2 separate regions of the Homo sapiens genome follow, and region 1 is linked to region 2. The links are chromatin loops, found by intact Hi-C in ENCODE. Cell type or tissue: heart left ventricle. All regions are shown on one strand.

Region 1 (8,000 bases), 49 kb after region 2:
CTGACCTGGGACAGATTGCTCTAGGCTGCAGGCATGGGGGTTTATTGCCGAGGCACTGGGCCTGGTGATACGAGGGGTCTAAGTGGTGAGTTTCAGACAGAAATCATCTGTACTCTTGATTCCAAAGCTGGTAATCATGACTGTATTGATCCATAAAGACTCATGATGTATCATCTGTGCTTGGCTTCTGGCCTGGCTAGGGGAGAGGAGACGGGGCGTCATCTGGTTCTGCATCTGGATTTGGAGATGGAATTTGAAAACACACAGGCAGGTTATGAGAACTGCCACTTGTAAGAATGCAAGTGAGTGTGAGATAGAAAGGCCCGGTGATAGATGGTCTTGGGCTTCTCTGTTTTCCTATCACCTGTGTCTCCCTTCCTTGCTCTTGTACTGTTTGGTAACAACTTTGAGGTGAGTCCTTTCCTTTTGGCTGTTAAAGAGCCCAGAGGTGGGTTGGAGGAAAACAGCTTTGTGAAGCCTGCAAGAGTTGACTTCACAGTTCCGTTTGCTGCGTTTTCAAATACTGCTTTATTAGCCACCCCCTCTTCCAAGGCCAGGTGATTTGTGCCTTATGGCCTGGCCACTCTGAGTCATAGTGCCTATGTTTGTGTGGCCAGATTGCAGACTCTGCTACAACAGCGTCAACAAGTTCCCTTTATAGCCATTAAAATATATGTACATCTATTATTCTTTATTATAAAAGTAATATGTGTTCATGGTAGATAATCTGTAAATATAGAAAAATAAAAAAATAATAAAAGTCACTTACTCAGTGAAACCAATGCACCTACCCTCCTAGGAAGTGGCCATCAGTCCTGTGTCACCAGCACTAAGATCTGAACTAACCACGTGCAGATACCTGGGATCAGTAGGATTTCTTCACATCTTTGTGTGTGCTGTGTAATTATTCTACCCTGAGCTCGAATCCTCCACTTCAACTTTTAGCACTGATTTCTCCGCTTAACCCATGTGTGCTTTATACACAGAGAGACTTCTTAAGTGATTAGTGGTTCAGTCACTGCCACAGTCTATTAAAGCTTCTTAGGGAAGTGATTTTCTTTCTGTGGTGTGAAAAGGAAATAACAATGTCTGTCTTGCTCTTTAACCTGTCTCTTCTTGGAAATTCCCAGGCATCTTGGAAGCCATGTGTCTGCCCTTGGCTGTGCTCTGTGGACCTCCTGCAGTATGCTTGCCCCATTTCCTCTCTTGGCTCTTTGCCAGCTTGTGGCCTTTCTAGAAGGATATTGTCCTGTTGTGAATTTTCATCATCTTTATTGGTTTCTTCTCATTCCTCTCCGTTCTGTGAGCTTGTCAGAGAACCTGGAAGCCTCACTTAGCTTCTGGGAGCAGGTCCTGGAGCTGGGCTCACACCCCTTCCCCAGTTGTTTTTCTCTCTCCTGCCAGCCTCCCTTTGATTCTTAGTTTTCAGTGAACTGTACAGTATCAAAGACCCTGGAATCTCACGTAGAAAAAAGAGTACCGGGATTTGGGCGCCACATCTGCCTGTTTTTTCATCTGTGCTTTTTTGAGCCTTTTAAAAAAATCAGTGGCATCAGTTGCATGTAAGGTTCATGAAAGAACTGTGTAAAATTGTAAATTATTTTGCAGAGATTTGCTGTTTTCCAGCAACTCCTCCCTTCTTGACACACAGGTAGTAGCTCTAGATTTTGTTGTTGTTCTTGTTGAACTCTGATAGGTCTCTCAAATAAAAGGAAACAGATACCGTTTTTATAGATTAGAAGACAACATTGTTAAGATGTCATCTCACCAAATTGATCTATAGGTCCATTGCATTCTCATTCAGAATCCCAGAAGGGGGTGTATGTGTTTGTTTTAATAAATCAACAAGCTGATTCTAAAATTTACATGGAAATGCAAAGGGCTCAGAGTAGCCAAGTTAGTTTTGGAAAAGAACATAGTTGGAGGGCTTACACTACCTGATTTCAAGGTATACGTCAAAGCTATAGAAAGCAAGACAGTGAGGTATTCGTGTAAAAGCAGCCATATTAGATGGATGGAACAGAATAGAGTCCAGAAATAGACCCACACATGTATGATCAATGGATTTTCATCAAAGGGGCCACTGTAATTCAATGGAGAATGGATGGGCTTTTCAACAAGTGATGCTGAAACAGTTGGGTATCCATATGGAAAAAAGTGAACCTTGATCCTTAGGTTACACCACATACAAAAATTATCTTGAAATGGATCGTAGACTTTAAGTAAAACTTCCAGTAGTTCCATTAGGCTATTTATTTATTGTTGTCAGTGCAAGGGAGGAGCCAGAGTGCTAAGTGCTGAGAGGGTAACAGGAAGAAAGGGTAACAGAAAGTAGTTGGTGGGGTGTGTGTGTGTGTGTGTGTGTGTGTGTGAGAGAGAGAGAGAGAGAGAGAGAGGGAGACTCTGGGCCATTCTAAACTCTGCCCCACTGCTCACTTTTTTGTTGGGTAATAACATTAAAAAACAGAAACATGTTTTTGTTGTTGTTGTTGTTGTTTTGAGACGGAGTCTCACTCTGTTCCCCAGGCTGGAGTGTAGTGGCGCGATCTCAGCTCACTGCAACCTCCGCTTCCCAGGTTCAAGCGATTCTCCTGCCTCAGCTTCCCGAGTAGCTGGGATTACAGGCGCCTGCCACTATGCCCAGCTAATTTTTTTGTATTTTTAGTAGAGACGGGGTTTCACCATGTTGGCCAGGCCAGTCTCGAACTCCTGACCTTGTGATCCGCCCACCTCGGCCTCCCAAAGTGCTGGGATTACAGGCGTGAGCCACTGTGCTCGGCCAAAAACATGTTTCTTACTGGTACCTTCAGAGGATAATTTTTGGTTCTCCCACCTTGCCCTCCTCTTCCTCTTATTTTGCAAGCAAATCTTACTTTAGCTTACACACTGTGCTGATGAAGAGTTGTCTTAAATCTGGCTTACATTGATTTAAACCTATTTTAAAATGTGCTAGGAAATCCTGGCATCATGTTAGTAAGCAAGGAATCCTTCTATTTAGCCAGTGTTCTTCCAGAGTTCCTGTCCTGAGTTTCTGCCCACTGGAGCCCACCTGCCCTCTAATTGGGGTCTGCAGGCGTACATCCTTGCACAACTCTGTAATTTATCTGGTAGCCTCAGGCTGGAGTGTTTCCTGGACTTCTCAGAACTACAACGTTGGCTCTGTCTTACGCACAAATATGTTAGGTAAAATTTCAAGTCAATCTCCCTCTTCCCTGTGCTTGGTTAAGAATTGATTTGTGACATCTGTAGGGAGCAAATTAAGGAATTTACAACTGGTACATGAGGAAGGTGGAAGGAAGTTCTCCCTAAACTTAATCTGTAACATAGTTTTTGACCTTGTCTGCCTCTATGATGGGGGGCGGACGGGGAAGGGGAAGGGGAGTGTCTGCCTCTTTGGGTAGCCTGAACTTACATTAGCCAAATGTCATTGAACCTCCATGACTTGAGGCTAGTTACGTGATGGCTGAGTCAATGCCAGGTCTAAGATCATTCTTTCCTTTATTCTATTTATGGAACTAATATCAAGAGAGCATTTACTTTTTGGCAGGCATTGTTCTAGACGCGGGGAAAACAATTTTGAATAAGACTCATAAAGATCTGGCCCGAATGGAGCCTATATTCTGGGAGTACAAGTTTCCTGTTAATTTTTCTCTCATGTCTTTCTTTAAAAGCCCAGCACAAATCTAGGAAACTGTGATATCTCCAGGAAGAAGGGACCTCTCTGTCCTCTGAAATCATTTGTGTGTTGCAGGTTCCAAGAGTGTGGCAGTGGTTATAGCACATTATCTAGTGGCTGCTGGTATGAGGGTTTAGGCTACCCTCTGGGAAACTGGACTGGGTCAGACCTTTTTTGGGTGTGATGAGGGGCAGAGAGTGAGGAGACTCTGCTATGGTGCCTTCCAAACAGGAAATGTTCAGCAAATATTTATTGAGCAAATGCATATCTGCATGAGGTAGTCACATGGGTGGTATTACAAACACCAGACTGGATTCCAGCTCTTCAGATTAACATTTGGAATTCCTAGGAACTGTGCTGAACCTGGCAAAGATGAGAGCCCTCCTGCCAGGAGATCCTTTAGTTTGTTTCTGGAGCATTCCCAACATGAAAGCTCTCCCATGGAGGTTGGGGGAGTTTTAAATTGCCAGTGTGTTTGAAACAAGCAACATTGTCTTCTGACCTTTCCCTAGGGTCTTGCATACTTTGATATGGCAGAAGCAGGCGTTGCTCTGAAGTTATAAATAACTAAGCAACTTGAGAGTTACACTCTAGGGCCCCAAGTTAAAACAGCTGATTCCACTCTTGTTGTAGAGCAGGAAACTATCTTTTCAAAATCATGTGTGAGCAGCATGGCATTCAAACGGGATATTAATCTTCCTAGAAATTTTACCAGGAAAGCAGAATGCTTCCTTTTCCTCCACCCTTATTTTTATTTTTTATTTTTGCTTATGTGTATCTGTCATTTCAGCATATGTGAAGTGAATGACAAGATATTTGTTGTTTTTACTGGTGACAGATGATAAATATCTTCATTTCTTTTTAGCTTAAAAACACTTGCTGAACTTTGGTCAGCTGATATAAGGATTAGAAATAATTTTAAGATTATTTAATCTCGTTTTCCCCCAAAGAATTGATCCAGAAATTGGTATAAAGTCAGAAGGAGAAAAAGAAGGATGAGTTTCTAAGATAAATGTGCTCAGATAATTGCTTTTTATTAAAAGATACTGTTCTTTTTACTTCTTAGGTGTTGAAATGTCTGTTTTTAATGAGATCGTGCTTCGAGGTTGGTTTCTCAAGACGAAGTTATCAGTCAGCACAATTTGGGAAAGGTGGGGGTATTCTGCTATGGAATACCAAAGTCTGGTAACTGGTCATCTCATTGAGACCCCCGTGTGATGCTTGAGTTGCCCACCTCCCGCAACCGAGTCCCCATCAAGTAGGGATGTTTATACAGTGAGTCCCTTGCCCTAAGGCTGGTCCTTCTTTGGGCAGCTTTGACTGAGTTTGGAGAATAATTGCTATTCTGTGGAAATTTCATAATCATAACCCAGGCAAGTGCCTGGGAGGCAGAGCACAGGTGGGTGGGGGTAAAATGCAGAGTGGGCTTTGGATATCAACTCTGTGATTTCTGTGGCCAAAGCAGAAATGCCCATGAGCTTGAGTTAGTGCAGTGAGTTAATTGCATGGTAATTAAATGCTAACATGATTGATCAGAGGAACTGTGTAATTGAAGCATAGTAAAATGTGGCATGCTTAGTAAGCAATTGAGTTGTCTTCCCAAGGATGTAGGCAGTACTGGGCAGAAGCACAGATGTCTTGAACAAGCTGTGCAGTGCACAGTTTTGCCCTTTTGTCTTCTGAGGAAGATGTATGGGACTCTAAGGAGTGAAATCCCACATTCCGTACCTGAGAACGAGATTCATAACTGTATGTGAGATATTCTTTATTTTGTAGTACTTTGCATACTTTTTGGTATATAGAATATTTACTTGTTATCATTGGTGAAATTTCAAGGTTTTTTTTTGTTTATGGGTTTTTGGGCTTTTCTGTATGTATTCTGGAATCACCAAGAGGCTTCCATATTGAATTTTCTACAGTAGCTCTCTGAATAAGCCTTAATTGATATATTTGGTAGAGATGAATGAAGATACCATTTAATCGTGGTGGTAAATTTAAATATATGATGTTTCCTTCTGGATGAGTGACTATTTAAGCCCTATAGATGATTTTTTAAAATTATTTTATTTATTTATTTATTTAAAGACAGAGTTTCTCTCTTGTCACCCAGGCTGGAGTGCAGTGGTGTGATCTTGACTCACTGCAACCTTCGCCTCCCGGGTTCAAGCGATTCTCCTGCCTCAGCCTCCCGGGTAGCTGGGACTACAGGCGCGTGCCACCACACCCAGCTAATTTTTGTATTTTTAGTAGAGACGGGGTTTCACCATCTTGGCCAGGCTGGTCTCGAACTCCTGACCTTGTGATCCACCCGCCTCGGCCTCCCAAAGTGCTGGGATTACAGGCGTGAGCCACTGCACCCGGCCAAAGCCCTATAGATGATTTTTGAAACAAATTTTTCATTTCGAAAAGATCTGGACAGTTTGAAATAAAAATGACCAAATTTTCTATCAAGTTGAAAAGAAATTTAGAGAAATACGATTTATCAAATAAAAAAGGTAATACCTTGGAATGAATGAAAAAATTAGGTAAATTTTTCATAACTTAGGTAGCTGTCTTAAATTATCCTGGAAAATATGGGCCAAACTTTGAGTTGAATTTTTAGTACAGCATTTAGATTCATGTTTCTCTATTTACGTTTTTGTGTGTGTGTGTAATGTTACTTTTAGAGCAGTGGAGGTCTCTACTATCCATTGTTTAATCTCTTCCTTTTGTGAATAGAATAATAATCAATTACTCCTAATCAGTATTCTTGGTATTTTTGTATATACATGTGATAGTAAGAGTTACATTTATGTGGATGAATTTACTATAAGCCAGCCTGTAATCTTAGTGTTTTACTTATTTAGCTTCCTAACATTCCTATGAGGTAGGTCCTGTTTTTATCTCCATTTTACAGATAAAGAAACTAAACTATAGAAAGCTTAAGTAAGGTGCTTAGGATCCCATAAGCCAGGGGTTGGACCAAGATGGTCTGGCTCTAGGATCTGTGATCTTAACCATTACCCTATGCTTCCTGTCTGCGTGTACTGGACATTCTGACTATGATGGCTTTGGAGTGGTTCAGGATCTTGGACTAGCTACTTCATAAAAATGGATTGGCTTATTTTCCGTAAAATGTCTTGTGTTTGTTTTGTTTTTTTTGAGAAATGACCTTTGTATGTTAATACTTTAGTTTGCTAGTAGAGCCTATTTGTTTAGTCATGGCTAACAGCATTTGTTGCGAGTGATTCCATTGATTGAGCTCTATTTCTGTTACTTTCTAAGTGTTTATCGTGTGATAATAAAAACATACCCAGCTGGCATCTCAAATCTGACTTAGCAAACTTTCAAGGTGTCTTCTAGCAGAATCTAGATTCCAAATAGCAGCCCAGCCTTGAGATTGAACTTCTGACACAGCAGTGTGGGTGCGAGGGTCATCCTCTCTCCTATCTTCGGCATAACTTGCCTGGAATGCACATGTGCTGCTGAGAACGGCCCCTCCTGGTCCTCTGGTCCCCTCCTTGTAACGTCTCACTGATCACACAGAACCAGGGAGGAGAGGGGCTTTCGGGGGCTTGTCAGGTCATGGCCATCCGTGCGCCTCCTTTACAGACAGGACCACTGAAGCCAGGGGAGGCTGTTGGGCTTGCCTGAGCCACCTCCCACTTCCCTGCCTGGAACTCCCTCCCTCCGCTCTGCCTCCTAATGCCTGGGCTCCGTTGAGGTGGAGAGAATCCGGTGGCTTTGGATTCCGTGTCCACACCCAGTTGTTTCCCAGTCAGAAAAAGAAATATTTAGTTTGGGGTTTGGATAAGGATATTAGTTTCAAATTAATCCTGTACTTAAAACATTTTATTTCTGTAAGTCATGTGAAAAAAAAATGTTTTTAGCGAATAGGGAAAGTTTTTAAGACAATTGGGATCTTCCCAGTAGTCTGTATTCTCTTCATTCTTTGTGGGGTTTGTTACTGGCAGCCTTAGTAAAGCATCTTGCAAAACGGGGGCTGGTAAGATGTGGTCCCAGTACCCCAAATGGCTCGTGTTCAGCTTCCCTTCTCATGACAGGTGCTGCCAGCCCCTTTGGGTCAGCACTGGGCACCCACCAGAGCATGCCATTTTCCTCAGGGGCCCTGGAGAAGGGTTCTGAAGTGGTGGCTCTTGAGTGGTGAACCAGAGGGTGGGGCCCTGGGCTTTGGGATCAGCTAGGCTTGGGTGTCGCTTAGTAGCTTTGTGCAAATCATTTCATCATTCTGAGCTTCAGTTCCTTAAGCTGTAAAATGGTGCTTACCTTATGCAGTAGTTGAGATAATTTAGATGATGAGATGGCATAGAAATAGGTATATGAT
Region 2 (8,000 bases):
GCAGCTAGTACTGGCTAATGAGAATATGATCTGCACATGGCAGGTGCCAAAAGTGTGCTCTAATACAAGGCCCTTTCTTCCTTTGCAGGTGCTGGGCTACCTGACTGCTAGCAGGGACTGAGGGAGGGCATTTCTTGAAGAGTTACCCAGATCCAGCTGCTTATCTGCCCCTGGCCATGGTTTATGTTGTTGACTGATTGCACCAGCTGCTGAGAGGTGGTTTTATGTAGTGTGAGTAATTGAAACTTGGTTCTAAGTTTCCCTCTTGTCCCTTCCTGTTTAATGCAGTCAGCTGTCCTCGAATTTATTTTTTGGTGGTACTTTGAATCAGCCCCCTGTGTGAGAATTCAACAAAAACGCAACTGATACAAAGCATCTGCACTGAGTAAGTCCGGGCAGCATTGAATCCCTCTCTCTGTGTTTTCTGTGTGGCTGTTTTTCACTTACCTTCTCCCCTTTGGGTCTAGGTTCCTGTGGCTGGTTTGCTTTCTCCTCAGTGTTTTGGAGGACATAAAATGATAGTTCTCAGGGTTTGCAAACAGTGTGAGCCCTTCCTGCAGCTGCCGGTGGGTAGGTGGATAAAATCAGTTTTGCTGCTATTGTCCACGGGCCAGGCCCACCCCCAGGTGCCAGTGGCTGACCCCTGGCCACCTGTGCGGGAGTGTGAGTGGCTGCCTGCTGCAAGGGCCCCTGTGGCTCAGAGGAGACGGGCACACGCTATGCTCCCTTCAGAGCAGTGGTAGACATGCTTTATTTTGGGGTTTTGAAGCCCTAGCATTTAGTGGCTCATTTTGGCCTTTTTCTTCCCCTAAGGGATTCTGTGATGTTTAATGACTCAACTCTGATTGTACTCCGGATGTTTCTTTTCCACTGATGTCAGTTTATAGAGCAGTCCTCCAGCAAATGTTTGTGTGGGCAGGAGGCAGAAAGGGAAGGAAGAGGTGAGGGGGCACTTCGGGACCCCAAGAATAGGCTTCAACTGCTGCCCCACACACCAGGGAGGCCAGGCCCTGACATTTTAATGCCCAGTGCTTTTGCTTCCAGACCCATTGGAGGGGTCTGGTTGGGGCTTGGATGAATGGGACCTGAGAGCCGTCTCCTGCAGGGCTGCTGGTTCTCTGTGAGAACTTTGGGATGCCAGGTGGGGCACCGTCATGGGGTATGGGATTATTTGTAGGTCTGGTCATTAGGGGTGGGATGTCTGGCAGATGCCTTAGAGCAAGTGTATCAAGAAGTGGGGTACAGCACAGGACCCTGTGCCCCATCCTTCCGTGAGTCCCCTTCTGGCTTGTCTCCATAGGACTTCAGCTTAACACAGGGAGTGAGGGAGAGGGCAAGAGCATGGGCAAGAGGGAGGGTTTAGTTTTGAGCAGATAGATCCAGCTCCTAGTTTGCCTTAGACCCTGGAACACTGGCTTCTTTCATTCGGCCCTTTAGAGGAGTGGCCCAGAGTAGCCTAGCAGGGACTGAACTCTTTCGGATGGCTTCCAGAGCATTGTTCCCAAGACCCTCCCTTCTGCTGACCCTGTGACATCGGGGCAGGTGGGGAGAGAAGAGGTAGACACTATCATTCCCCCAGTCCCAGGTCCCTCCACACAGCTTATTCCTCACTTTTCCTCCCCCCGGGGGGCTGACAGAATCAAACTTGTGAAATACTGAACACTGGGGTTTTGTGGTGGGCAGTTATGTCTGTTACTAAGCACAAGGAATTTGAGCAAAGGAGGGAGAAAAATAAATAACTATTTTTAAAGGGAACCATTGTATTCAATGGACTCCTCCTTTTTGAGGGTCTGTCGTGGGCAAAAGATTGTGGTGCCTCCTGAGAGTGATACAGAGGCAGTGAGTCCCCGACTCTTCCTGCAGGAGTGTGTAGGTCAGCAATATTGCAGTTTCCAGGTGAGGAGAGAGGTGCTCGATGGAGGGGACGTGATGGGGAACTCAGGAAGGGGTTCCTGGAGGTGCACTTCAGCCGCGCCTTCAGCAATCTGCAGAATGTCAAAAAGCCAGTGGGAGAGGGTGTTCGGGATGGGAGAGACTGAATAAACCAAGACAAAAAGATGGTACAGCGCAGTAGGAGTCAGATAGCACAGGGGTTGGTTAAAGACTGGGGCACCGCAATGTATGGGGAGCAATGTTTTTGTTTGTTTTTTTAACCACTGGCCTAGTGTCGGTTGTGAGCTGTCTGTTGACTTTTAGAAAGAGTAACCTACACCTCGTTCCTACTCATCGACTTCTGCGGTTACCACTATGCCAGAGTGCCATTCTGGAAGGCCTCCAGCAACCCTTTGGTGGCCAAATCTCACAGTTTGTTCCCAGGTGCCCTGCTCGGGGCTGCCTGTCACGGGTCACTGCTTATCATCCTCTAACACCCTCTCTCCCTTTTGCCTCTGGGACTCCATATGCCTTGATGGGCCCTTTTCCAGTCCCCTTCTGCTATCTCTCTTGACTCTGACACACATCTCCATTCCCCAGCGTCCTGTCCTCCGAGCCAGTACCCCTTCTCTACCGCCGCCACCTGTTCCCTGTGCCTGAGCTTTACATCTTGGCCAGGTGCAGGGCGTCTGGCTGACACTTTGCTTTTGCAGACCAGTGCAGCCAGCCCTGCTCCTGGGGGTTACGAGTCTGCAGTTGCGAACCCCAGAAACCCAAAGAACTGAAATTCAGTCCACAGACATCTATTAACCTGCTGGGTGACAGAGTAAGACTCTTAAAAAAAAAAAAAAAAGAACCTTACTGGATCAAGCCCCCAAGGGGACAAGTGACAAGTAACAGCCCTGATCGTCCGGGGAGTACCTGCTGCTTCTCCAGCCTTCCTTTTCCAAGGGCCTCTTCACTGGAAAGCTCTGAGTCAGATCTAAATATCCAAGAAGGCCAGACTTCTTTTTGTCCTTTTCTGTAATCTGAAGCTTCTCATCTCTCTCAGCCTCCTACTTCCTAGCAATTTGACAAAAGGTGAAAAGCGTTTCATCGGCTCTTCAGAGCTGCAGCAGTAGCAGCTGCAGCCTCAGCCGCACGGAAGGTGGAGGTGCTCTTGAGTGAGTCCTCCCCACCGTTTAAAATGCAGGGCTGGACCTGAGGGATTTATGTGTTCCCTGGGTGTGCGTCTTGTGCAGGCGACTTTGAATTTGACACCTCTGTCACATAGCCAGTGCCTGAAAACCCTGAAATGATTCTTGGTATTCAGAATTCACATTGGGTAGACTTAGGTAGTATTTATAGCATTCCCAAGACAAGTTATTGCCAAAGGAGGTAGTGACACTTATCAGGGCCTGTGTAGGAGACACAGAGCTGAGTAGACTCTTTCTCTGGCTAATTTTAGATTCCCAGTGTTGAGGTTGGGAATGAGGGCTTGTCACATAGTTAGTATGTTTTCAGAGGCTCTGATCTCCCTGAGACTACAAGTACAAAGGCTGTGTGGCCATTTCTGTTTCCTGGGGTTTACTCTTCCATCCGTTGTCTCACTGCACAGGTTCTCCCTGGCTCTGTCTCATTCTGCTTGCCCCATGGCAGAAAAGGGGGGCGGTTCAGGGCTCCTTGACATTCTGGCATTAGGCCACCAAGCTGTGGGATGGGGGAATTCAGGGTGGGGGAGAATTTGACAGTAGGGCATCGTGCCTCACAAGCTACTTTTTACAACCTGTGAATGCTTGACACACTGTTTAGTTTGCCTGTGGCCCTGTCTACCCTTGGTCAAGGGGAATCTCCCTGGGGAAGGTATTAGCTCAGGTTGCTATTGGAAAATGCTGTGGACTGGATGGCTTAAACAATAGAAATTTTTTCACGGTTCTGGAGGCTGGAAGTCTGAGATCAGGGTGCTAGCATGATTGGGTTCTGGTGTGGGCCTTCTTCCTGGTTTACAGGCAGCTGCCTTCTGGCTGCATCTTCACATGACAGAGCGAGAGAGGGAGAGCGTGCGAGCGTGCATGCACAGGCAGGCTCTCTGGCATCTCCTCTTAACAGGGCACTAACCTCATCATGAAGGCTCCACTGTCGTGACCTCATCTAAACCTAATTATCTCCCTAAGGCACCAGCACCATCCCCCTTGGGTTTAGGGCTTCAGCATAAGAGTTTGGAGGGACATGATTGAGTTCATAGCAGGGGTTCTTGGAGGTTTTTGAGCTGCAGATTCTTTAAAGCAGAGGCTGGTGACTGCAGAGGAATTGGGCCCCGTCTTCCTTGGGGGTCAGACCTCCAGTGGCAGAAGTGCCTTTTCCAGTGACCCAGGGAGAGTTCTTACTGGGAGAGAGGGACAGCGTTCTGGTGGCGAGGCAGGGAGCTGGCTGGTTTGTGTCGGGGTTTTCCACATGTCTAGATGATAAAGCCACGGCCAGCAGAGGGACTTGACAAAGGGGAGGAGTGCAAGAGGGTGCACAGGCAAAAATGCTGCACCTGCGTGGGAGCTGGTTGGCAGGCGAGGGAGTCTTGGGGGCTGGATGGAGCATGAAGTCCCATTTTGCCCAGTTCATTGCTTGGCTTCAGGTCCCCTCTGCTGTGTCACCTCCTGCTGTGAGCACCTAGAATGGATTCCTACGGGTTTTCCTTTGTGTTGCTTGTCGTGACTTATTTACCTTGTATAATTAGCCATGTTTTGGAAGTTTGGGATGGTTTGGAAGCAACTGTGCCAGAAAACTGGAAAAAAATGTTTTTCAGTTGACAACGACATGATGGTCAGGTCTGGTCAATGGTCCCTCATCCACAGTTGTTGGGCCTTGGCGTCCCTTTCCTGGGATTCTGAAGTTTTTGTATGAGTCAACGGTAGAGCCTTTATTGCTGGTGGCTCTCAGCGCCACCTCTGCAGTGGTGTGGGCATCTCGTTGGTGGGAGTGAGGGCTTATGTAGCGATGACCAGTGGGGACAAGGCTTACTCTTGTGCCCAGGCCTTTTTTCCAGTGTCTCTCCATGCTAAGGGTCAGGCGGGGTCACTCCTCCACCCCTGCTGCCCGCCGCCTCTCCCTGATTCCTTGAGATGGGTGTTAGAAATAGTACATTTGGAATCTCTTTCACATTGGCGACTTGGCTCCTTGTGCCTTTCCAATTTCTCATTCTGAGCTGGGCTTAATGAGAGATGGCACATTGATTACTTGTTAATAAAGAGATGTTGCTGGTTGGTCATGGTTTTTCTTTGCCATTCCTGGAGTGTCTCACAAACCTCTAGGAGGGAGAGAGATTCCTCTTGAAGATACTTGATTAAGAAGTATCTTCTTGAGGGGGCAGCCTGGGGAACATGGCAAAACCTCGTCTCTACAGAAAAAAAAAAAAAATTTAGCTGGGTGTCATGGTGCGCACCTATAGTCCCGGCTGCTTTGGAGGCTGAGGTGGGAGGGTCACCTGAGTCCAGGAGGTCAAGGCTACAGTGAGCCATGGTGGCACTGCTGCACTCCAACCTGGGCAACATAACGAGACTCTGTCTCAAAAAGAAAAAATAAAAAACTCAAGGATGATGCAGGGCTTGAGTGCGACTCTCCTTGCATGTCCCTGCTTACTTAATCAGCATTTCTTCCTTTTTGCATCCCTCTCCTACCTCTGCCCTCCTCTCTGGTGGCTAGAAGACCTAAGGAGGGGAGGCTATTAGTGGCTAAACCTCTATTTAGGGGTCTGCTGGTTTATATGGCACTAGCTCTATGTGGAAAGCAGTAGACTCTATTTTTTTTTTCTTTTTTTGGAGACAGAGTCTCACTCTGTCGCCAGGCTGGAGTATAGTGGCGCAATCTTGGCTCACTGCAACCTCCACCTCCTGGGTTCAAGTTATTCTCCTGCCTCAGCCTCCTGAGTAGCTGGGACTACAGGTTCCTGCCACCAAGCCTGGCTAATTTTTTGTATTTTTAGTAGAGACAGGGTTTCACCATGTTGGCCAGGGTGGTCTCGATCTCTTGACCTCGTGATCCACCTACCTTGGCCTCCCAAAGTGCTGGGATTACAGGTGTGAGCCACCACGCTCGGCCTTTTTTTTTTTTTTTTTTTTAAGTAAAATGGAGATCAGTTTGCTGCTCTTTCTACCTCACAGGGCAGACATGTGAATAGGATGACAAAATAAGAATGCACTTTATTTTAAAAGGGGCTGTGTCTTATAAATCAGTAACGATACCTGTATACTATTCCTCAAGCCCTGAATGTCCTAGTAAGTAAAAAATTTATGATAGAGGAAAATTTACTGGAGTTTGAATAGGAAAGTGTGTGCATGCCTGTGTGTATGAGTGTGTGAATGAACATGTGCAGGTGTGCTAGGCAAGTCAAGTCTGAACTTCTATTTTTCAGGTTGACAACATCCAACCAACACTTGTTTGGGCCCTTTAGTGCAAAAGAATATGCAAGCCCTTTTGCTTGCTAACTTTGAGTTGAGTCTTAGTAGGTGTCCTGGGGCAGGCTTTAGTTGTTTTTCTTTCCTCCTGCTGAATGTGATCCTGTTCCAGGGGCTTGTTCTTTGGGTCACAGTTGGCCTGGGGCCACTTAGTGTCTGAGGTCCTAAGCTTTGGGGTGAGCCAAAGCTTAGCCAAAGCGATTGCTTTGTTACTCATGTAGTTTTTTCCCCCTACCTCAGAGAGGATTTTCCCCTTGAATGATCAATTTTCGTGAAATAATTTAAAAGGAAGAAATTACTAGAAAGAGGCAGCGGGTGACCCACGATTGTTACTCCCCCTCTCTGATGTGATCCAGGACCTCAGCTCTGTAGGCTCTGAGCAGAGTTGCGGCTTCAGATGTCTGCCGAGGTGCTGCATCAGCCTCAGGCAGTGACAGTCCTACCACCTGTTTCCATTTAAAGCCACTAATATTTATCAGGACCTATGCTTTCTAGGACTGCAAAGGTGGAAGAAGATTGCAGCAGCCAGCCATGTGTCCTAGCAGGTTTCAGCTTCGGGGTGCATTTGATGTGTTCACACCTCACCTGAATAAGTAGCCACATGGTTTTTTTTTTTTTTTTTCCCTTGAGATGGAGTTTTGCTCTTGTTGCCCAGGCTGGAGTGCAATGGCATGATCTCAGCTCACCGCAACCTCCGCCTCCAGGTTCAAGCAATTCTCCTGCCTCAGCCTCCCTAGTAGCTGGGATTACAGGCATGTGCCACCACGCCTGGCTACTTTGTATTTTTAGTAGAGACGGGGTTTCTCCATGTTGGTCAGGCTGGTCTCAAACTCCCAACCTCAGGTGATCCACCCGCCTCGGCCTCCCAAAGTGCTGGGATTACAGGTGTGAGCCACCGTGCCCGGCACTAGCCACGTGGTCTTGTACGAAGAGGCAGGTGTTGTGTGCCACTCATCCAAGGGAAGCTCTATGTCAGGTGCCAGTCCTCATGATGGACAGGAATCTTTAGCTGGCTTTATTAAGAAAAATAAGAATTCCATGTTTATTTCAGATAATGTTTTCTCTCTTTGCAATGAAGTTTTGTTGAAATAGAGCATAGAGAAATGAACACAAATCATAACTGGACGAGTTGATGAATTTTCACAAACTGAACTCACCTGTGTAACCTGCATCCAGCTCAGGAAATAACCTGATCAGTATTTCAGAAGCCCCCTGATACCCCTGCTGGTGCACCGCCTTCCCACAGTCATAATCTCGACTTAGTTTTGCTTGTGTGTGTGTGTGTTTATTTTATTTTATTTTATTTTTAAGACAGAGTCTCGCTCTGTTGCCCAGCAGGCTGGAGTACAGTGGCGCAATCTCAGCTCACTGCAACCTCTGCCTCCCAGATTCCAGTGATTCTCCTGCCTCAGACTCCCAAGTAGCAGGGACTACAGGCACACGCTACCATGCCCGGCTAATTTTTGTATTTTTTAGTAGAGACGGGGTTTCACCATATTGGCCAGGCTGGTCTCGAACTTCCTCGTGATCCGCCTGCGTCGGCCTCCCAAAATGCTGGAATTACAGGCGTGAGCCACCGCGTCTGGCCAGTTTTGCCTGTTTTTGAACTTAATGTAAATGGACCTGCCCAGTGTGTCCTCTTGTTTCTGGTTTTGTTCAGCATGATGTTTGTGAGATTTGCCTCCATCTTCGTGTGAGTTG

The links. A loop is a pair of places that touch in the nucleus more often than their neighbours do. Peaks named below come from ENCODE experiments on the same cell type or tissue, not always from the same donor. Only the 100,000 strongest peaks of a DNase experiment are listed, where the experiment ranks them.
Region 1: a loop joins it to region 2, with 11 times the contacts of the local background. A loop is called at or near these places in 8 of 110 quality-filtered maps.

Annotation. Positions count from the first base shown.
Region 1 is chr15:62,502,476-62,510,475 of GRCh38, forward strand. All of the region lies in intron 1 of TLN2 (talin 2), which reads left to right. Among named protein-coding and RNA genes, the nearest start is that of TLN2, 120 kb to the left of the region's middle. RefSeq lists enhancers at 3,775-4,069, 3,836-4,366. In heart left ventricle, no CTCF peak of the experiment used is centred here; no DNase peak of the experiment used is centred here; H3K27ac peaks cover 2,698 bases.
Region 2 is chr15:62,453,357-62,461,356 of GRCh38, forward strand. The region is part of intron 1 of TLN2 (talin 2); the gene reads left to right. Among named protein-coding and RNA genes, the nearest start is that of TLN2, 67 kb to the left of the region's middle. RefSeq lists an enhancer at 712-1,260. In heart left ventricle, a CTCF peak has its summit at 4,358 (motif pointing right); a DNase peak (open chromatin) is centred at 2,315; H3K4me3 peaks cover 188 bases; H3K27ac peaks cover 3,048 bases.